Linked DNA regions of Homo sapiens: regions 1, 2, 3, 4, 5 and 7 are each linked to region 6. The links are chromatin contacts, found by Hi-C or POLR2A ChIA-PET in ENCODE. All regions are on one chromosome and are shown on one strand. The core of a region is the stretch at or near the end of the contact, and the rest is flanking DNA. Distances in the headings are between cores, read along the strand shown. Region 1 overlaps FOXP1 (forkhead box P1). Region 2 overlaps FOXP1 (forkhead box P1). Region 3 overlaps FOXP1 (forkhead box P1). Region 4 overlaps FOXP1 (forkhead box P1). Region 5 overlaps FOXP1 (forkhead box P1). Region 6 overlaps FOXP1 (forkhead box P1). Region 7 overlaps FOXP1 (forkhead box P1).

What was found. Hi-C counts contacts between places; a loop is a spot of excess contacts on that map. ChIA-PET counts read pairs that join two places held with the same protein, here RNA polymerase II (POLR2A). Pooled maps may share reads with other maps.
Region 1: a loop to region 6 is called in a pooled map, with 6 times the contacts of the local background. The contact joins two enhancer-like sites. A Hi-C loop is called at or near these places in 6 of 37 single-sample maps with no recorded cell type and 13 of 50 pooled maps. POLR2A ChIA-PET finds 5 or more read pairs at or near these places in 4 of 52 experiments (activated CD4-positive, alpha-beta memory T cell and activated T-cell).
Region 2: a pooled map shows a loop between it and region 6 (2.6-fold over the local background). The contact joins two enhancer-like sites. A Hi-C loop is called at or near these places in 7 of 50 pooled maps. POLR2A ChIA-PET finds 5 or more read pairs at or near these places in 5 of 52 experiments (activated B cell, activated CD4-positive, alpha-beta T cell, activated CD4-positive, alpha-beta memory T cell and 2 more).
Region 3: a loop to region 6 is called in a map of endothelial cell of umbilical vein, with 14 times the contacts of the local background. The contact joins two enhancer-like sites. A Hi-C loop is called at or near these places in 2 of 168 maps with a recorded cell type or tissue (endothelial cell of umbilical vein and naive thymus-derived CD4-positive, alpha-beta T cell), 2 of 37 single-sample maps with no recorded cell type and 10 of 50 pooled maps. POLR2A ChIA-PET finds 5 or more read pairs at or near these places in 5 of 52 experiments (CD4-positive, alpha-beta T cell, activated CD4-positive, alpha-beta T cell, activated CD8-positive, alpha-beta T cell and 2 more).
Region 4: a map of natural killer cell shows a loop between it and region 6 (6-fold over the local background). The contact joins two enhancer-like sites. A Hi-C loop is called at or near these places in 1 of 168 maps with a recorded cell type or tissue (natural killer cell), 10 of 37 single-sample maps with no recorded cell type and 11 of 50 pooled maps. POLR2A ChIA-PET finds 5 or more read pairs at or near these places in 4 of 52 experiments (CD4-positive, alpha-beta T cell, Panc1, activated CD4-positive, alpha-beta T cell and 1 more).
Region 5: a loop to region 6 is called in a pooled map, with 3 times the contacts of the local background. The contact joins two enhancer-like sites. A Hi-C loop is called at or near these places in 4 of 50 pooled maps. POLR2A ChIA-PET finds 5 or more read pairs at or near these places in 4 of 52 experiments (T-cell, activated CD4-positive, alpha-beta T cell, activated naive CD4-positive, alpha-beta T cell and 1 more).
Region 7: a pooled map shows a loop between it and region 6 (4-fold over the local background). The contact joins two enhancer-like sites. A Hi-C loop is called at or near these places in 1 of 168 maps with a recorded cell type or tissue (dorsolateral prefrontal cortex) and 6 of 50 pooled maps. POLR2A ChIA-PET finds 5 or more read pairs at or near these places in 1 of 52 experiments (A673).

The regions. Positions count from the first base shown.
Region 1 is chr3:71,355,026-71,357,725 of GRCh38, reverse strand. All of the region lies in intron 4 of FOXP1 (forkhead box P1), which reads left to right. Among named protein-coding and RNA genes, the nearest start is that of FOXP1-AS1, 67 kb to the right of the region's middle. Within about 2 kb of position 1,350, at least 2 of the 41 ENCODE cell types and tissues checked have a DNase peak (open chromatin) inside an H3K27ac peak, as active enhancers do.
Region 2 is chr3:71,045,584-71,048,283 of GRCh38, reverse strand. It overlaps FOXP1 (forkhead box P1), which reads left to right. Exons shown (of 21, transcript NM_001349338.3): 10 at 1,189-1,342. Among named protein-coding and RNA genes, the nearest start is that of FOXP1-AS1, 240 kb to the left of the region's middle. Within about 2 kb of position 1,263, at least 4 of the 41 ENCODE cell types and tissues checked have a DNase peak (open chromatin) inside an H3K27ac peak, as active enhancers do.
Region 3 is chr3:71,442,750-71,445,449 of GRCh38, reverse strand. The region is part of intron 3 of FOXP1 (forkhead box P1); the gene reads left to right. Among named protein-coding and RNA genes, the nearest start is that of MIR1284, 98 kb to the left of the region's middle. RefSeq lists enhancers at 945-1,084, 1,475-1,584. Within about 2 kb of position 1,314, at least 27 of the 41 ENCODE cell types and tissues checked have a DNase peak (open chromatin) inside an H3K27ac peak, as active enhancers do; they include CD4-positive, alpha-beta T cell, where a contact is called at or near this core.
Region 4 is chr3:71,421,823-71,424,522 of GRCh38, reverse strand. All of the region lies in intron 3 of FOXP1 (forkhead box P1), which reads left to right. Among named protein-coding and RNA genes, the nearest start is that of MIR1284, 120 kb to the left of the region's middle. RefSeq lists an enhancer at 2,474-2,523. Within about 2 kb of position 1,287, at least 8 of the 41 ENCODE cell types and tissues checked have a DNase peak (open chromatin) inside an H3K27ac peak, as active enhancers do; they include CD4-positive, alpha-beta T cell and natural killer cell, where a contact is called at or near this core.
Region 5 is chr3:71,460,512-71,463,211 of GRCh38, reverse strand. The region is part of intron 3 of FOXP1 (forkhead box P1); the gene reads left to right. Among named protein-coding and RNA genes, the nearest start is that of MIR1284, 80 kb to the left of the region's middle. Within about 2 kb of position 1,296, at least 2 of the 41 ENCODE cell types and tissues checked have a DNase peak (open chromatin) inside an H3K27ac peak, as active enhancers do.
Region 6 is chr3:71,225,525-71,228,224 of GRCh38, reverse strand. All of the region lies in intron 5 of FOXP1 (forkhead box P1), which reads left to right. Among named protein-coding and RNA genes, the nearest start is that of FOXP1-AS1, 63 kb to the left of the region's middle. RefSeq lists enhancers at 1-64, 1,258-1,758. Within about 2 kb of position 1,269, at least 19 of the 41 ENCODE cell types and tissues checked have a DNase peak (open chromatin) inside an H3K27ac peak, as active enhancers do; they include CD4-positive, alpha-beta T cell and natural killer cell, where a contact is called at or near this core.
Region 7 is chr3:70,981,573-70,984,272 of GRCh38, reverse strand. The region is part of intron 14 of FOXP1 (forkhead box P1); the gene reads left to right. Among named protein-coding and RNA genes, the nearest start is that of FOXP1-AS1, 310 kb to the left of the region's middle. Within about 2 kb of position 1,357, at least 23 of the 41 ENCODE cell types and tissues checked have a DNase peak (open chromatin) inside an H3K27ac peak, as active enhancers do.

The DNA.
Region 1 (2,700 bases), core at 101-2,600, 130 kb before region 6:
CCTCTACATCCAAGACAAAAAGTAGTTTTCCTGGCTGAGGCAGGCCTTTTTAAAGCACTTTCCCTGTAGCCTTATCCAATGATGCCTGCTTACATCCTATTAGCCACCCCTAACTGTAAGGGTGTCTGGGAAATGCATCCTTAGACTTGAACAATTTGATGTCCCAGGTAAATTCTGGGTTCTAGTACTAAGAAAAGGTGAATGCTTACTGAGCAACCATTATGGTTACTTTTACGAAATCATGCTGTCAATTTTGCTTACATGTTTAATTTTTATTTATTTTCAATGAATGCCTTCTGTTGACTGTGCCTTGTTTGAATTTTACATGTTAGAATTTTAGCCTGTTTAATTCTCAGCAGAGATACAGCTCAGTAAATATTTTAAGACCACAATATTCTTACTGAAAGTGCCATGGCAAATCTGAGAAATACATTTCTTTATTAAGAGAGCTATAAAGCAAAATTTAAACTCTCGAATATGCTAGTCTAGTGGGTTTTCCTTCCTGTGGATGTAAGATTTCATTAAGGCTTGAGTACTAGCATGAGGTCTTAGTGGCACGCACTCACACCCAATTCTGTTCCCCCTATATGGGCAGGGGACATTGCTGACAGCTTTGCATTGTCCCTCTGTTCTTATGTAGACTCAAGGACGGGACAGAACTCTCCATCCTACCTTTCTGTGATTTGTTGCTCCCTGTATCTCTGCTGAAAGCTTACCGTGGGAGTGGGGTGCACGGGACAAGTAAGCCACTCCTGTCCAAATTTTCTGTCCCAAATTGGCCTGTACATGATTCTTGTGAGCCACTTTTTATCCCATAAAATGAATAGAATGAGACTTCCCTATGCTTTGTATTAATAATATATTCTCTGCCTATACTGGCCTGTGACGAGTAGTCATAAAACTTAGGGTAATGGATGCATTCGCAGAAACTCCTTGGATGCCTCCTGTGGATACAGGATAGCAGCATGGTTAAGAGTGTCTGCTTTGAAGTTAGATTGGCTTAGACTCAGATTCCACCTTTTCCACTTCCTGGCTGAACAACCCTAGGCAAGTTACTTAACCTTTCTGTGCCACGGCCTCCTTATCTGGAAAAGGGGATAAAAATAGAAGCCAGCTCACTCTGAAGAGTTAGAGAGGTGATGCTTGTAAAGAGCTTAGCACGGATCCTGGTACATCATAAATGCCAGCATTGTACTAGGCACCCCAGGTGATACAGTGGAAATCTCTGTCTCTGACAAGCTTGTACCATCCTGTTGCTGGTTCACTGGTCGTTGTTTTACTGATAGATGACGCATGTTTCGCAGTCCATTGCTCCTCACCTGGTATTCCCTTGTAAATGCAAGTACAGCCTTGGGAGCTTGTCCTGCTGCACATCTGCAAGGACACGTGCAGCTATGTATACAGCTGCTGTAGCCCTGTTAGCAGAGCTTAGGTCTCTGGATCCTGTTTTGAGGATTTCCCCTGAGAAGCATACAGTTCTTTTTTTATTCCTTTTTTTTTTTTTTTTTTTTTGACTTAGTCAGACAATGGTCCTGCCTCGCAAGCAGAATTCACTAACTGCTTTCAAGTTGGTATTGCTGATGATAATCTGAAACTGTAGGGTTTCGCTCGTGCAGGCTGATGTTACATGATGTCGATCTTCTGCCACCTCATCCTCCATCCCTGCCTCTGTGCTGACTCGGCAAAGCAGGTCCTAGTCCCCCACAGATCCTCTTGGGAATGGCCCTCAAAGGACTGTGTCATCTGCACACAGAAGCTGCCACAGGTCCGTGGCAAAGAATGTCAGCAGTACTCATGGATGACCCAGTTGGTGACTTGTACCCAGATTGAAAAACAGTGCCAACCACGTGACCCTGGCTGTCTCTTGAGTTTTTGAGCCCTGTTAGGTGAGACGGGTAAGAGTCACACCACCTATAATAACAAACCTGCAGTGATAATTCATTAACATTGACACCATATCACAGAACTGATGGTTTTGGGGCAACAGACCCCAGCCTATAGTAGTACTTATCAGGGGTCTGCCTGACATAGGCTTTGCTTCCATCATGTTCACTGTGTGGAGATAGTGGCTTGAAGATCTGGCGTGTTCAAAAGACTCTTGGAAACTTCGAGCTTTTGCCGCGTGGTTTCCAATATTTTATTTAAACCCCATTACTCTTCTCAGATGTCATAAAATCTCCCTTGCCTCTGAATTACGGGATACCTTCCATGCCTCCCAGGACTCACTCCTTCTCATCCCTTAGTGTTCAGTTCAAAAATCAACCCCTTAAACATGCCTTTGCTGACCACCTACGTGAAAGGGGACAGCCCCTTTATTATTTTTCTTGATCCAAACCTCTTGTTTGTTCCATATGTTACAGCCCTGTCCCTTCATGAATTCACCTGTTTATCAGGTAATAAGCAAGAAGTAGGTCGTATTCAGTGTGGCTTCTCCATGGCTAGCAGTGCCTAACATATGGTAGGTATGCATGCAGTCGGTATTTGTTGAATCAGTCAGAGTCTGGGGATTTCCCTGTGAATTTCTGTATTTTTATGGCACCTAAGAGGACTGTATCTGGTTGAGGGAGAAAGAGAAGGAACAAAGCTACACACATCACCTTTATTGTAGGAATAAAATACTGCCCTTGGGTTTTCTCTGGAAAGTTCCCACTATGTACTGCATACTCTGCGTGTCCCATCCGGAAGGGGTTATACATTATC
Region 2 (2,700 bases), core at 14-2,513, 180 kb after region 6:
TATAGTTATTAGCCAGAACATGTAAGCTCTGAAAGGGCTTGGATAGTCCTTTTAGTTGTAAAAGTCTCTCTGATCTTTTGAATCATACTCAGAATTAGGAACACTGATCTTGTTCTTTTCTTGAAGAAACTTTTCTTTTTTTTTTGCTACAGTTTGGGAAGGGTTAGTTTTCCTTTTATAATTGTTAGCCATAATGTGGCTAAGACCTCCACCTCGATACGATTGCTAGCAGATTAAGGATATTAGATAATTTCCTTCTATTTATTGTACTACTGCACTGTATTATCTTTCTATCACTCAGATAATTACTGAGGAAATCTACATTAATTTTTTTGGCTGAAGCAAGGCCTGCTAAACACAGGAATGATGTATTGATGTTTTACACAACAAAAGTTTTCCTCCTGTCATTGTCCAATCAACAAAAAGATATTTATCATATCGTAAAGCCCCTTCTTTTCAAGAACAAAGCAGATGGGGGAAGCAGGACAAGCCACCAGACCTGGGAGTTTCTGAGACTAAAGCCATGTTAAGGCATCTGAAGCTTAGACTGTCGTTCATGTTAAACTCACAGTCGAGTACGATGTTGTTTGCTAAATTATGAATGTGTGTAATTAAAATCTAGTGGCTGTTTCTGTGAAAGATTTACAATGTTATTTCATCGTTTGTCATGGCTAATTAACAATATTAGATGAAGTTTTTCTTCTTCAAAGGTCTGATTTTTTCTCATTTATTTATGTCAGAAGTGATAAACAGAGTAGTTAAAAGCTTCTGCCGGTGCAGGCAGGGAGGGAGGCAACTTGTTCTTTTACACCTCAAAGGTTCGGGGTTCAGACCCCTTCAGACTAGAGTGATGCAGTCTTCTCTCTAGTGTGCATAATTAAAAATTTCAAAGTCTAAAAGTTTACATCTTGATGACAAAACTCAGACCTTTCAAACTGGGGGGAAAGCTGGCTTGATGGACGAATTATGTGTTTATGGGAGCGGGCAGTAGAAAGATAACACGCTCATCTCCCCACCCCTCCTCAGAGGAGGTATGCTTTGTCCCTTTTAAACCTTGACACGGAGCCCTCCACTGAGCTCCAGTGACCATTCTCAGCATTTGATGATGATGGTGAGTTTTGAAGTGTCCATACTTTTAACCTTCCTTGGGAAGTGGCCATCTCATTTTTTCTTCCTGATTTCTTACAGCAACAGCAGGTGGCTACCCAGCAGTTGGCTTTTCAGCAGCAGCTTTTACAGATGCAGCAGTTACAGCAGCAGCACCTCCTGTCTTTGCAGCGCCAAGGCCTTCTGACAATTCAGCCCGGGCAGCCTGCCCTTCCCCTTCAACCTCTTGCTCAAGGTATGCGTTGATTTTACAGAAGGCATAGCTCTGTGAAGACTTTGGGTGGAGGTGGTGGGTTGTCTCTTGGTATATTTGTTAAGGACATTGTCCATCAAAACATGCACATAGATTCTTTTAAGAAAAGTGGAGTGGGATAATGATGGACCCATGTAGAAGGTGAAATGCTTGTTGATGCCAAAATGAAGTCTCAGGGTGGTCTGAAGGCTTAGCTGTAACAGAGCAATCCCACTGTTGGACACTCTTGGAGTAAGAGAATGAGGCGCTACTTTTCACTTACTGAGCATTTTAATGGACTCTTGCAGTGTTTCTGTTTGGAACCACAAAGGAATTTTCCTGAGGGCTTTTATTATTCATTTAAGACATTTTATACCATGTAACATGTGCTATTTTAAATCTTAGTAATGCTTTATAAATGCCATGTTTTAATATCTAGGGATAAATTCAGGTTTATTTTTCTGTAAACGATAGAAATCAACCACTTTCTCTTATAAAAAGGAAAACTTTGTTTAGTTTCCTTTTTTTTTCTTTTTGCATTCATCTGTTGATTTTTGAGCAAATTAGTTCTACACTCATCAGAACAGGTACCACTTCCATCTCCAGTTCCTCAACAACTGAGATCACATGAAAAGTAAGATTTTATACATTTAGTAAATTTCTTTTACAAAGCCCACTGACATTTTATCCCAAGGGTGATGGACATCAGAAACAAATGGGAACTCTAGGTGTTTTTAGGACATCCTCTTGGTTTAAGCAACTCTGACTTTCACATATGTAATGTGAAAGCAGATGGATTATTCAGAACTAGAAAGGAAGGTGGGAGGGAAGGAGGAAGGGATGTCAAGAGGGAGGGAGGGCGGACAGGCAGGCAGGAAGGAAAGAGAAAGTAGAAAGTGCCATGCCTGTGTTTTGAAACACAATTCCTCCATCTATGCATGGTAGGGCAGATTTGAGTTGCCTCCTCAAGGGCAGCAGTTCTTTGAACTCTAGTAGATTTGGATGTTGGTTTATATGTACCTTAAAGGCTGATAGCTAAAGCCACTGCTGTCTTGGATTCAGTTGCCTTCTAAAGAAGGTTAAAAATGTGGAAACTCCTTCGTGTTGCTTAAAGCATGGCCATTTGTTTGGTAACTTTTGGTGTCAAGTGAAGTCAGGGAAGCATGTCTGCATTTGAATCTTTTCCCTTGAGTCCACCACACCCAACTTCTGTCCCTTATGAGGCTGATTTTGTTTTTAGTATCGAGACCAGGGCTTTTTCCTCTTAACTTCTCTCTTGCCCCTCCACTCCTTTCTGCCATGACTGCTCAGCTGCTTGATACATACTCAGCATCTCCATTGTCAAAATAGAAGATGTCGTA
Region 3 (2,700 bases), core at 65-2,564, 220 kb before region 6:
TCATTTTTATTTTCCAGAACCTTTGGGAGGCAGTATATTCCATGGTTAAAATGTGGACTTCAGCATCAGCCCCATTCCGGTTCAGGCAAAACACTGCTGAGCTGCCATTTACATTGCTGGAGATGTGTGTGGCACTCGTTTCAGTTGTGCAGTACACCTCCTTCCCAGCTGTTCACAGCAGCCCTGATTTAGGCAAAACTGAGTTTGAATTCCTGCTTTTGCCACTTACGGTTTGTGAAGCAGCCTGTGTTTCTGTAGCCCTCCCACACTTGGCCTCCTCATTGGTAAAATGGGGGTTATGGCTCTTCCCTCACAGGTACCATGGAGAACACTAAGGACTAAAGGTATGTTGAAGCTATTTATGTCATGCCTGCCACGTGGTCTGCACTCCAGAAGTACTTGCTATTGCTGTTATTGAAATGAAAGATCTCCCTTGCACATCTTCCCCTGCCCGGCCACATTGTGCACTTTGAAAAGGATATCCTTCACATTCGTTTTCCAGAAAATTGAGGTCACTGACTTATTTCCTTCTTGAACCCTCTACCCTCCAGTCCCCATGGCCATCCCCACTCCCCCCAATCCCTTGGGTTAAGTCACAGCAGAGGCATGTACAGAGCATCCCTCGCAAACATCAGTTGCCTTTCTGTCTGCAGCAGGCCTGTTTGATTTTGGCTTCTTATCTGATGTAGGGAAGAAGCCGCACTCCTCTGAGCCTTGGGTAGGCCAGTTGTGGGCTGGCCCGTAATAATACAATTATGAAGGTTAACAGGAAAAAGTGGGGTCCAGGAGCAATTCCAGGCAGCTGGCAGGCCTGCTGAATTGGAAGCGCCCCACCAATGAAAACTGCAGCAAGAAGCAAATTAAACCTCCTATCTGCCATCTCACTCTCTTTTCTCCCCTTTCCTGTTTGGACTTGAAAGGCGATTGGAGCCAGGGCCCTGACAGTTGACGGAAGTGCTGCAAGGAGAGAGTATTTATTTACAGTGAGTCGTGGTGATGCTTGTTCAGGATGCGGTTTCTTGCAGGAAGTTCTGTCCCCACCCCCGGGTTTGATCATTTCTCCAAAAAAAAAAAAAAAATCCTTGATTGTTTGAGGCCTCCTCTCTGACTTGGAGCAACATTGTAGAACCTGTCTGTACTTGGAGGGTTTGCTGAGTGCACCTTTGTAGGAGGGCCTGGAGTGGGACGAGAGGCAGCCAGTGGGCCTGGCTCCCTCCAGATGTGTTCAGGCGCAGCAAAAATCATTAGGCATTGAAAATAGGGAAGTAGGCCGAGTACACGTGTGGTAAGCTGTGGTTGGCGCAGGCCAGTCTGTTCGTTAACAGAAACCAGTGCCAATTGACGTTGATGTACTAGGCGTTTGAGAGAGAAATCACTTTGAGGCAAAGTCAGTAGCTATAGTGCATAGGGAGTGAGTATTTAGGTAGAAACCAGTTGGGCTGGGGCTGGCTGGTGAAGCCCCTCTGAAGGAGGCTGAGTGCCAAGCTGCTGGTCCAAAATGTGGGGTGCTTTTTGCCTTTGGGGGTCTCATAGAATATTGGGAGAGAAGGGTAAAAGGGGAAATAGTATTCTGTTGAAGAGGTTATTTTGGTATATTCTTGGATCATCATAAGGCCACCCTACAATACTATAGAATTTTCTCATCAGCTGAGAAATAGCCTCCATTCTTTATTTAAAAGTATATACAAGTGAGAAAAAAATGACAAAAGGATACAAAATGAGACTCAGCTCCCTTCTTTAGTTTCAGAAATCCCTAGAGCAGGTCACTTGGCAGCTTGCTAGGGATGCAGGTTCTGGGGCCCTGTTGGAGGGAGAGTGGCAGAATCAGAAAATCTGGCATGAGGGCTGGCAGTCTGTGTTTTAACCAGCCCTATAGGCGATTCTGATGGTCATGACTGTTGAGAAGCATGGAGAGAAGGCAGTGGCTTTCCAACTCGAGTGTGCATCAGGGTCACCTGGAGGGCTTGTTAGACCGACAGACGTGAACCCAGAGTTACGGTTAGATAGGCGGAATACGTGCCCATGTCCTGTTCACAGTAGGGCGACTGTCATTAACAATAAAGTATTGTATATTTCAAAAGAGCTAGAAGAAAGTATTTTGAATGTTCTCATTACAAAGAAATGATGAATGTTCGAGGTGATGGATAAGCTAATTACTCTGATTTTATCATGACACCAAATATACATGTATCAAAACATCACACAGTACCCCATGAATACATACAATTATTGTGTGTCAGTTAAAAACAAAATAAGGGCCGGGCGTGGTGGCTCACGCCTGTGATTCCAGCACTTTGGGAGGCCGAGGCGGGTGGATCACCTGAGGTCAGGAGTTCAAGACCAGTCTGGCCAATATGGTGAAACCCCATCTCTACCAGAAATACAAAAAAATTAGCCAGGTGTGGTGGTACATGCCTGTAATCCCAACTACTCAGGAGGCTGAGGAAGGAGAACCTCTTGAACCCAGGAGGCAGAGGTTGCAGTTAGCTGAGATCGCGCCACTGCACTCCAGCCCAGCCTGGGTGACAGAGCGAGACTATGTCTCAAAAAAATAAAAAAAAAATAAAAAAAGATTTAAATAAAAACTGCAGGTGCTGGAGCCCCACCCTCAGAGATTCAGATTAAGTCCCAAGTGGGGCCTGACAATCTGCATGCTTTCATTTTTTTGAGCAGGCAACTCCGCCTGCAATCCCCTTCTCC
Region 4 (2,700 bases), core at 38-2,537, 200 kb before region 6:
TCCATGGTGTGGTGTGGTGGAAATATCACAAATTTAGAGTCAGGAGAACCAGACATGGAATCCTCTTTACCTGGCTGTGGGCACTGGGCAAAGCACTTGTTTCCTCATTGGTAACATTGCAAGGTTATGGTGGGGATTACAAATGAGATAGGGAAGGCGCCCTACCCAGTGCTTGCAACATCGCCAGAGCTTGCAAAAGATGGACATTATCCTAATTATGACTTGAAAGCCCAAATTGGGATTTATGATCTTCCCTGTTTGACTGCAGAGGAGGTGATGCCTCTGTTTGCCTGGTCGCCAAAATCATTGTCCCTTCCTTCTTGCTGCTGGTGAGACTATGGTTAAAGGACCATCCTTCAGCGCAGTTCTTTGTTACTTATTGAAAAAGGTTGGCATTCTGGCAGAAATGTTAGCATTAGAAATGTTTCTAAGCCAGGCCTGACAGCTTGGGCCTATAATCCAGCGACTTGGGAGGCTGAGGCGGGAAGACCACTTGAAGCCAAGAATTCCAGATAAACCTGGGCAGCATAAGGAGACCTTGTCTCTAAAAAATAAATATGTACATAAAATAAGTAAGAAATAAAAATAGAAATATATTTCTGCTGGTGCATCTTTATGGACTTGCGGGTATATTTAGGGCCATTCATGAAATCATGTGACCTAAGACAAGCTGATTAAATACAACTGAAGATGTCTCAGGCTCAGCTAGATCACACATAGAATGGGCGGGGCGGCGGGGGAGCATAATAGCACTTCCCTGCCAGGGTTGCTGAAGGGCTCAGTGAGGTGGGAGATACAGTGTGCCTGGGATGCAGATAACGTGACTGAGAAATCCACACAGGCCAGCCTGGGAGGCCCCTGTGTTGGCCCCATGGCCAGCTACCTCTCTAATTCTGGTTCTATGGCCTATGATTCTTTGTCAGGTCTGCTTTGTACCCCTGGTAGAACCATGTCTGAGCATGCCAGCCAGCAGGGGGATGCTCTTTGTGTGAGGAGAAGCTGGTCTAATCCCGGATATCCTATAAAGTTGAGCAGTTTGCGAGGGGAGACAGAGGACACGCCTTTAGGACTAATGTGTTTTTCCTTGGCAGAAGTCCAAGGTGAACCTCTGTCTTTGCCAAAGGAACACCGCTTCAGGGCCTGTGACTAGGATGTTCTGAGTGGCTGGGTTGGTCTTGGGAGTGGGAGCCTGGAGCCTTCTCACTTTGGATGCACGCTTGGTCTTGCTCTGCGATGCGCTTGGCAAGTTGCCACAATTCTTATGTCTCTCTCTGCTTCCTCATCTGTGAAATGGGCTTAATAGCACCTAGGGAAGGAAGAACTTGTAGGTGCTGTGTGGATTCATAAATTCACCCTCAGTGAGAGCTTTGAAGATGTGAAATTGTCTCTGGGGACTTGGAGGTGTTCTAAACCTGTTGAACCAGAGACATTGGCATCTTACTGGGTTGCCTGTAGCAGCTGGAGAGTTGGAGGCCTCAGATATTGGGCTGGGTGTTGGGCTTCAGGCAGCTCTTTCCTGGCTCCTGAATGAGTTTTAGTTTTCTCCAAGGAAATCTTGACTTGTCTTAGCTTACACATGGGGGTTTGTATTGGAGTTTTGGTTTGTGTTTTCTCCATATGAAAGAAGGGGTGTGTGAGTGTGTGTGTGTGTGCGCGCTTGTGTGTGTGTGTACCCAGAAATGGTAGGTAACTCTTACTGAGATGAAAGAATTTCAAGGCTTACACAGCCAAGAGAGAGGGCATTCACCCCTTTTTTTCTTCCATTGGTTAAGTTTGTCCCCTAGATCCTTCTCTGAAGTGTGGGAGCTGTACAGCACTACCAGTGAGTTCCTTCTCTGTTTAATTGGAAGGACTTGTTGCAGCTTGGGCGATTATTCTTTTTGGCTTTCTTTTCGATTATTTCCCCACACTTCAGATTCATTTGAAACAAGTTTTCAGCCTTGTTCAGGTGGAAACCTGTTTTCAGTTGTGGGCTCTCCTGACCTCACTGGAAGGGTGAGAAGAGAGGTGAGGACGTGGGGGAGGGACCCCATGCCCTCACTGCTCAAAGTGTGGTCCTCAAACGAGCAGCCGCGGCATCACCTGAGTTCTTATTAGAAATGCAGGGTCTCAGGCCCCACCCCAGACCGACTGAATCAGTCTTTTGCCAAGATGGCCAGGTGATTCACGTGCATTTAGGTTTAAGGAGCACTAGAACATTTTGGATTGTATGTAGTTTTTCTAATAGGAGTGAAAAGGGGGAGGGTTGTTGGTTGAGAAGTTCGTGTTTATGCTGATGCTGTTGCATGCTTCTCTCTTCTGAAGTGCCTGCATTATCACTCCCCTTGACTTCTAACTTCCTTACGTGTTGTCCTTGACTTGTGTTAGAAAGCTGTGAAGTGTGACTGAAACTAGCGGGTGAGTTAATGTTTCCTGTTCCACATCACACCATTAAGATGTCGCAGTGCTTGAAAGTAAAAGATGTTCAGCATCCCAATTGCGGGGTGACTGCAGACTGTCTTAAAAAGTTGGGCTGGGTTGTTTGAAAATTTCAAAAGGAAGCATCTCCTAAAATGATAAAATAGGAAACCAAGGCCACGTCAAGAGGGGATCAAATTATGACTTGCCTTCTGAGCTTTTCACATGGAGGTGCTCCATCAGCAGTTCAGAGGCAGCTGGGAGGCTAATCATAGGAGGGCCAACACTGGTCTGTTTTTGTTT
Region 5 (2,700 bases), core at 47-2,546, 230 kb before region 6:
TTTGTATTTTTAGTAGAGTCGGGGTTTCACCATGTTGCTGAGGCTAGTCTCGAACTCCTGACCTTAAGCAATCTGCCTGCCTCAGCCTCCCAAAGTGCTGGAATTACAGGTGTGAGCCACCATGCTTGGCCTCCTTGACAAGTTCGGAGGTCTGAGAATGACAATCACAGAGAGGAGAGGCTTTCCTGCCAAGGTTTAAGTCATTTGCTGGCCTTGCAGGCAGGCACCTTCCATGTGAAAATGCACATTTGGTTGATTGATGGGGCGTAGGAGGTGGTTTTATACATGGTGCTGTCTTTGGCATAGCATTGGTTTTCGAGAGAAGACCTGGGGTGACCAGCCTGCTAGGCCAAGTTCAGCAGTAAACTCAAGTCAGCAATATATATGTGGCGGTCCTTAATCTGGACCAGATGAAGCTACATCACACACAAATAAAAAACATGTTGAAGGCGGTGGCTGGTTTGAATTTTCCTTCATCGGATGACTAGAATACAATGGAGTTACACGGAATTTCTTCTGAGTCAAGTCCAGATTTCTAACATAGATGCAATGATTTCCCTCTCACATCTTCACTGATTTTTAAATTCTACGGAGGTTTTGGCTGAAGACACCTGGTGAAATTTCAGCTTTACACGAATGGGTTCTCACTTATTTTATTCTGTCTTAGAAAGTTGAACGGCGACTGGAGCTTACCAAGAAGGAGAACTTTATCTGTGTAGTTGGCCCATCATGGATACGTGATTCTGTGAGGCTGAGTGTACCTCTGAAAAGCCTAGTGCACTCCAGAAGGCAGGTGGAAGGTGTTGTTTGAAGTGAACCCTATTTTATTTTTCTCAAGAAATTCTTGAGCTGATTCTGTGACATGAACATCTAAACAGAGTAACCAGATTCCAACTGCATGACTCGAATAGGTTTACACATTTTTCTTCTGTCCCGCCTTTCAAACAAAATGGTAAATAACTTCATTTCCAGGCCAGTTTAGCATTCCCATTTTTTACCCTGATGAGTCTCATTTTAATGAGCAATTTGCTTTATCCAGTAGTGCATTAGTGAAGTGTTTCCTGATTTTATGCGGCAAGTGTTTATGTGCAGTCCTGTAAGGCCTTCCTCTTGGTGAATTCCTTTCTCTACTAGTGAACTATTTAAGGCAGACAATATCAACACCAGGTAGTGATAGTTCCAGTTTTATGGGACGTCCTTGTTAGCATTCAGGTATCCTTGATTCTCCCCTCTGCCTAAAGGGAGTGTCAGTTCTTCTGGGGAGGGTTAAGTTCTCTCAGTGTTAATCACTCTTTCTTAGAATGCCAAGCCCTGCCAATCTTCTCTTGATGGGGTAACTTTACACTGTGATACCAGAGACCTGTGGTCCCTGTAAGCAGTTACCTTGTTTTCCTTCTTTTTTTTTTTTCTTCGATACAGAGTCTCGCTCTTTTTCCCAGGCTGGAGTGCAGTGGCGCGATCTTGGCTCACTGCACCCTTTGCCTCCCAGGTTCAAGCAGTTCTCTGCCTCAGCCTCCTGAGTAGCTGGGATTACAGGCGCCTGTCACCACGCCCTGCTAATTTTTGTTTTTTTAGTAGAGACGGGGTTTCATCATCTTGGCCAGGCTGGTCTTGAACTCCTGACCTTGTGATCCACCCGCTTCGGCCTCCCAAAGTGCTGGGATTACAGGCACGAGCCACCACGCCCGGCCTCTTGTTTTTCTTCTTTTTGATTTTTTGAGACAGGGTCTCATTCTGTCGCCCAGGCTGGAACACAGTGATACGATCATGGCTCATTTAAAACTGATGTCATAACCCTGCAGAATCTACCGTACACTTACTATGTTGCATGAGATCTCCTTGAACACTCGTTTCTGGGTAATTCGTCGATCTGTGTTTTTAGACGTGATGTTAGTTTGACTTTTTACACGGAATGAGAATAAGATCATCAACCCACTTTATTCTAATATGAAACAAAAGCCATTGTGACTGAAATGGAGAGTTCTGTGTGACTCACACCACCATATAATATGCTTTGTACACAGAGTTCCAAAGAGATTTATAACTTTTAGGCACCATTTTATTATAGCTCGTACTGATGAAACTCAAGAATGGACAAAGTCTTTTTAACTTCCCCAAGATAAAACTCAAACCTCTCTCTACAACCAAACAAACAAAAACGTCTAAGAATTTAGGTTTCAGTCACAAATTCCTAGATGATATTGCCCATCTCTTTATTGTAAAACTGTACCGGTTGTTTTTTTCCCTTCAGCTTGTCAGAGCTATTCCCGACAGTCAAAGGCACCACCATCAGACAGTTCTAAGAAGGGAATTTGGCTTAATTCTCCACATTGTTCTTTCAGCTAGATACGGTGTACAATCAAATTTTGCTAAGCTTACATGGTTGCCACTCAGAATGATGAATTCTCTCAGCTACCAGTGTATAATGTAAGACTCTTATTTTCCCTTTCTTTGTTTTAGGTTAGAAAAATTAGGCCAGGCGCGGTAGCTCACGCTTGTAATCCCAGCACTTTGGGAGGCCAAGGCAGGCAGATTGCCTGAGCTCAGGAGTTTATGACCAGCCTGGGCAACACGGTAAAACCCCGTGTATACTAAAATACAAAAAAAGTTAGCCAAGCCTGGCGGTGTGCACCTGTAGTCCCAGCTACTTGGGAGGCTGAGGCAAGAGAATTCCTTGAACTCGGGAGGCGGAGATTGCAG
Region 6 (2,700 bases), core at 20-2,519:
ACTAAACTGAGGAAGCATCCCAGTGACCTAGAACTCCCTAAATATCCTCTCTTTCCGTGATGTGTTGGATTCAAACCTCAGTCTCCACAGGTTTGCTGATGGTAACTGCTGGTCATTCCTAGAATAATGTGTCAATTCAAAATTAGCAATATAATTTGACAGGGGCTTCTGCAAAGAGGTTTCTGGACACCTCCCCCGCCCCCCACCCGCCCCACCATGATATTGATTTGATTCCACCACATTCTTGGAATTGGTTACTGGAAGATCGGGAGCTGCATAGTCATACACATTCTTCGATTTAATATAGTTATTCATTTTAGCTGTAATGAATTAATCTGGCAACAGTTTTGGACTAGCCCAGAAGGCACTCCTCCTTCCTCTTTACTTACTGCTTATTAAAATCTTGCCGATGAATAGCAGGTAAATACGTTTCAGGATGTGAAGATTGAAAATTGTCACTTTATACTCCTTTGACTGTTTTTTTTTTTTTTTAAAAACATTGAGCATGATGGTAACCATTTTTTAATCTCAAAACAAATCTTTAATCTATGGTATAAGGCTGAGAAAGACCTGTAAGAGAACAAGACAAGTTTACTTAATCTTGACAGCCCTGGGTGTAATCTCACTCTGCTTGTGACAAGTCAGACTGTAAGATTTATAACTCCTTAATCAAATGTCTAGAAGTCTCAGGAAATGTTATCATAGGACTTCCTTTCACATGACTTACTGAGAACTCAATAGACCGTTAGATAAGCTCTAGACTAAGCTGGACCTTAGAATAATTTCAAATTGACTAATAGTTTTCTGGGGGGTTTCTTTGGCGGGAGAGTGTTTTCAATTTGTTTTGACAAGTGTATGTTTACAGACTCATTATATCAGAGGGCTCTGTTGCTTCCAATAGGAAGACACGGTAATTTTTGATGCCCTGTGGTCGTGGTCTTCACGTAAACGCTATTTGTGTTCCGAATCTTAGAGTTGTGTGGGAAGGGGATCCGAGGAGACATGAGGATCATAAAAGCTGCCCGATGTCACCATGGTCGCGTGCCTGTGGGGCTGTAAAGGCAGACTTAGACAAGAGCAGGGGACTGCAGTGGGCTCTGAGCCACTGTGTGTCAGTGGAAGGATGACTAAGAGTGTGAGAACCACTGCATCGCTAGAACCGCACCAGCCTTCTCATGTGGTCCAGGAGGCCCGGCACCGCCATTACCACGAAGACCAAAATGACTCTCCCCACCCACAGCCAAACCAGAGTCGTCCTGTGCGCTCTGCCCTGTCATCAGAGGGGACTGTCAGCTGCCGTCTGACATCCTGCGTGCTTTGGCTCTTACCCCAGTCTGACCAGTGTGACTGTACAGGATCCCTCTTCTTGGCCGGTGAACAGCGCACTTAGTGCCCTTGCAGGGAGCCTGAGAACGAGCAAGGTAGTGCGTGCGGGGAGTGAGCAAAAGAGAGACTCAGCGAGACAGGATGTGAGATGGAGGTGGAGAGCAAGACTGCGAGAGGAAAATGACAAGCAGAGAGAAAGGGATACTAAGAGGAAGATGGCAAACTGAAAGGGAAAGAGACTGTGTGACAGGGTGAGACAGAGTGAAAGAGATTGAGCCAGAATGAGATGCAGAAGGGGGTAGGGAGGGAGTGAGAGGGAGAGAGACAGGAGAGAGAGAGAGAGAGAGAGAACCCCGGGAAGCAATAGGGACCCCCAGAGTAGACCCTGCCATCACTTGTGCCTGGAAGAGGCTCTTGCATAGGTGACGGGCATTTTCAGGATGGCTGCCGGGTGGAGTTGAGCAGTGAGGCTGGCAGGAGTCACATCTGGGCCTGAGGCAAGTAGCCCAAACTGAAAAGGCAATGCTCTGATGTCAGCCTCATCCATCTAGGCTTAGAACAAGGATCTGTACTTTGAAGAATCCCAGCCTCCCCTGCAAGAAAGAGCCCAAGATTGTTACCATTTCAGACCTCAAGAGCCAAAGCAAGACACACCAGTTCCTAACCAGAGGGACTTGAGTTAGCTCTAGGAAATGGGAAGATTCAATTGATGTAATTTCAACTTCTTTTCCTCAGAGGCGTCCAGCAGCACAGGCTGCCAAAAAAGTGCCCATGCCCTTGATGTCTAAGCAAAGTGACTGTAAAAATAGAAGTAGTGTCTCAGAAGTTTTTTCTCTGCCCCTGTCTCTCCTGAATCTGAACCAGGCTGTTTAAAACTTGGCATCACTCAGCTTGCAAAGCTACCATTTGTTTCTAGAAAGTGAAAGTTTTTTTTGGTAAGCCCTCTGAAACTCAGTGTTGCCTAAATATCTGAAGACATGATTTTTCTCAGTCCGTCTTGGGCCCCCGTGCCCAGTCTCTCTTTGCTGCACCCGTTCTTCCTCTGCACTAATATGTCCTCATATCCAGCTCCTTTCCATAGATGTGATTGGGTTTCTGTTCATGTCTCCACTGTTCAAAAGATTTGTTTCCTCCACCATTAGTATTTGAGGGAGAACTCCCAAAACCTAGGGAGGGGAAAGCAAGTGGGCAGAGAACTAGAAATGAGATGAGAAAAATCGCTAGCTATTTCTGGCAAGGAAAAACATCTTTACAGTAACAGGAGTGTTTAACAGACAGACAAAATACCTTCAAAATATGCAAATCTCTGTTTATCTTACAGAATTCTACAGGGAACAAATCCGTAGCATTAGCAATTATGACAGCTCAGAAATT
Region 7 (2,700 bases), core at 108-2,607, 240 kb after region 6:
TGTAGAGGAAGAAAAGGAATAGCCAACATCAGTTAAGACAAGCTTTTCAAACTTTTAATTTTATAAAGACTGGACCCTGCGTGGACGTATGTAGTATGTGTAAGTTGACCAGAGCAGCCCTAAGCTCTAGCTCTCAGGTACATAGAGCCGAAAAGCAGTTCTTACATTTAGAATGGCCACATTTCTTGTTATTTTAAAAGATTCTATTCTTTTCTATGGAAAGAAAAGCAAAAACAAACAATAGTAAACTGCCCTAATGAAAATGATTGATATTCTTTTGTTCCAGACTCAGTAAACATTCTCAAAGTAAACACCCAAATGTCTTGCTTGGAGGTTAATTTCTCCGTGCTTACTCTGTGGAGAATTTGCCAAGATACTTCATTTGGGGGAGGGAGTGAAAAACTAAGAGGACAAAACAAAAACAAAAAGAAACATGTCTGTGATATGATGACTTTATTAAATTACTACGGATTTCTTAAAAAGACTTTTCACACTCTGTCATTATGTCAGGAAAACACTGTAAATCGTATTTTATAATACTGAGTACATGAGAAGAACGCTTTGCTTTAGGGTATTCCTGCACATCAGAGAACAACTTCTGCTCCTGGAGAAACCACATTCTTTTAGATTTGGTGGGCACGTAATTACAGTGTAGGTGGTATATTCTTCTTGACGAAAATCTTATAAAGCACTTACAGGAACTTGGATATTTGTAATGAAATATAGTATTAGATTTTCATTTTTATACATTTTCTTTTCCTCTAACCATAGCCATTAGGACTGTTTTGAAAGAGTTTTTAGCTCCTATAAAAACAAAGTGCCCCCCCGAAAAGAAAGGGTCTTTTAACTCTTCAAGGATCATTTGGGCTGCCTGGGTCCTTGCTTTAGAGTTGGAGAAATAATATTAAGCAGTCATAAAAAGGGATTCTTAGGCACAATACACAAAAGCTGTTTTATATACTGTTTTTCATTAAGTGCCCCACCCCCACCAACCTTTCAACTAGAATTTTTTTGTTTTTGCTTTTAGTATCCCTGCCAGTACCACCACCTTCTAAGTAAGTCATAACCTTCCACGAGTTCGCTTCTCTAAAACAGGGCCAGGCTGAGATGGTAAAGGAAAGGAAAGGAAAGGCTTGTAACAAAGGCTGCCACCCATTGTCCTGCCCTCCGCACGGCCTGGTAACGTCCCTCCAGCCTCAGAAAGGCCGTCTCTGAACTCAGTGATTCATGCCCAGAAATGACACTGCCATGCAGTTAAAGCAGGACTTGAGCTGGCTCAGGCCAGTAAAACAAGAGCAGAAAAACAAGTTCTGTGAGCCCGAAAGTCCCTACTACGCAGTTGTGTCCCTTGGTGTTTGGGTTTCAGGTTTGTCTTTTGTTCTCAGAATCTGTTTTCATGTGAGGCAAGAGCACAAACAAAAATAAAAATGAGTTCTTATGGGAATACTTACAAGTCTGTTTCTGTCAGGGGTTTACATCAGCAGTTTATTTTTTTAATGTGAGTGACTCATCATCTTTAAACAGGAGGGGAGATTACTGTTAAAAACTAAAGAAAGATTAATTAATTAAAAAAAAAAAGGGACTAAGCAGAATAGTGGGTAGCCAACCAAGTTTGAATAGTTTCGATGGCTAAAAGAAAAGCTGATGCCTGAGAGTACAAATAAATTTAAAAAATAAAACCCTACAGCAATTTTAAATGACATAAGAATTTAACTTTTGGCCAGAGTTTCAAAGAGATTATCTTTGCTGAAATCATCACATGATGGAAACTTGCCATGTAGAAAATATCAGAGTTACTGACTTTTCTAAACATAGCAACTTCTTTTAAATAGAAAAGGAACACAATAAGAAAAATAGGCTTTCCATCAGGAAAAGAAACCCTCCCAGTCCATTCCCTTCCTGCCCCATGCCCCAGAAAAAATTATCTTTTAAAACCTGAACTGCAATCAGAAACACAAAGCACATATGCTTTCATTTCTAATTGATGATTACATTAAGATTTAATAGTTTACAATTAAGATGAATATTTCAAGATTACAGCAAAAACACACACCATTCCCCATTTGCTCTTCTGTTCTAAGTCTGTAATTAATTTTTTTTGGGGGGGCACTCTTTTTTCAAAGAGGCCTTAATTAAGAGAGCAGGTTTGGTTTGAACACAGAGCCTGCTTTGAGTCTTTCTTCTCCATTCTTTCTCTCTCAACCTTCCCTTTCGAAGATGGTTTCTCCTCCAGACAAGCATGTGATCATCAAACAGAAGTTTAAAAGTTAAGAAACTTCTGTACCAGTTGACAAGGTTGACATTTCATTAACTTGTTGGTTCAGCCTTCAAATGATTTTGTGTGGCAAAGCACCCTGTGTTTGGAGTGTACAGCTTTTTCTTCTTCCTTCCCTCACGGGCTAGTCATGTTTAATTTGGAATCTGGGCTCCTTTGGCAAATTAGCAATTAGAACAATTTTGTGGGAATATGTATATGTGTCATTAGTTTTCCTGCAAATTAATAGCAAGGGCAGAGGTCAGGCAGAAATTTTCCACTTGACTGCAGCTCCTCTATTGAGACTTGGCACTTGGTTTTGGAATGGCCACAGCTGCTCTCAGCCACCCTCTTCCTCTAGGAACTGTCTTTTAATTAGTTTACCTCATAGCCATCATTACAAATATTACTGCCTCCCCTCCTCGAAATAAAATTACTGTTTCTAC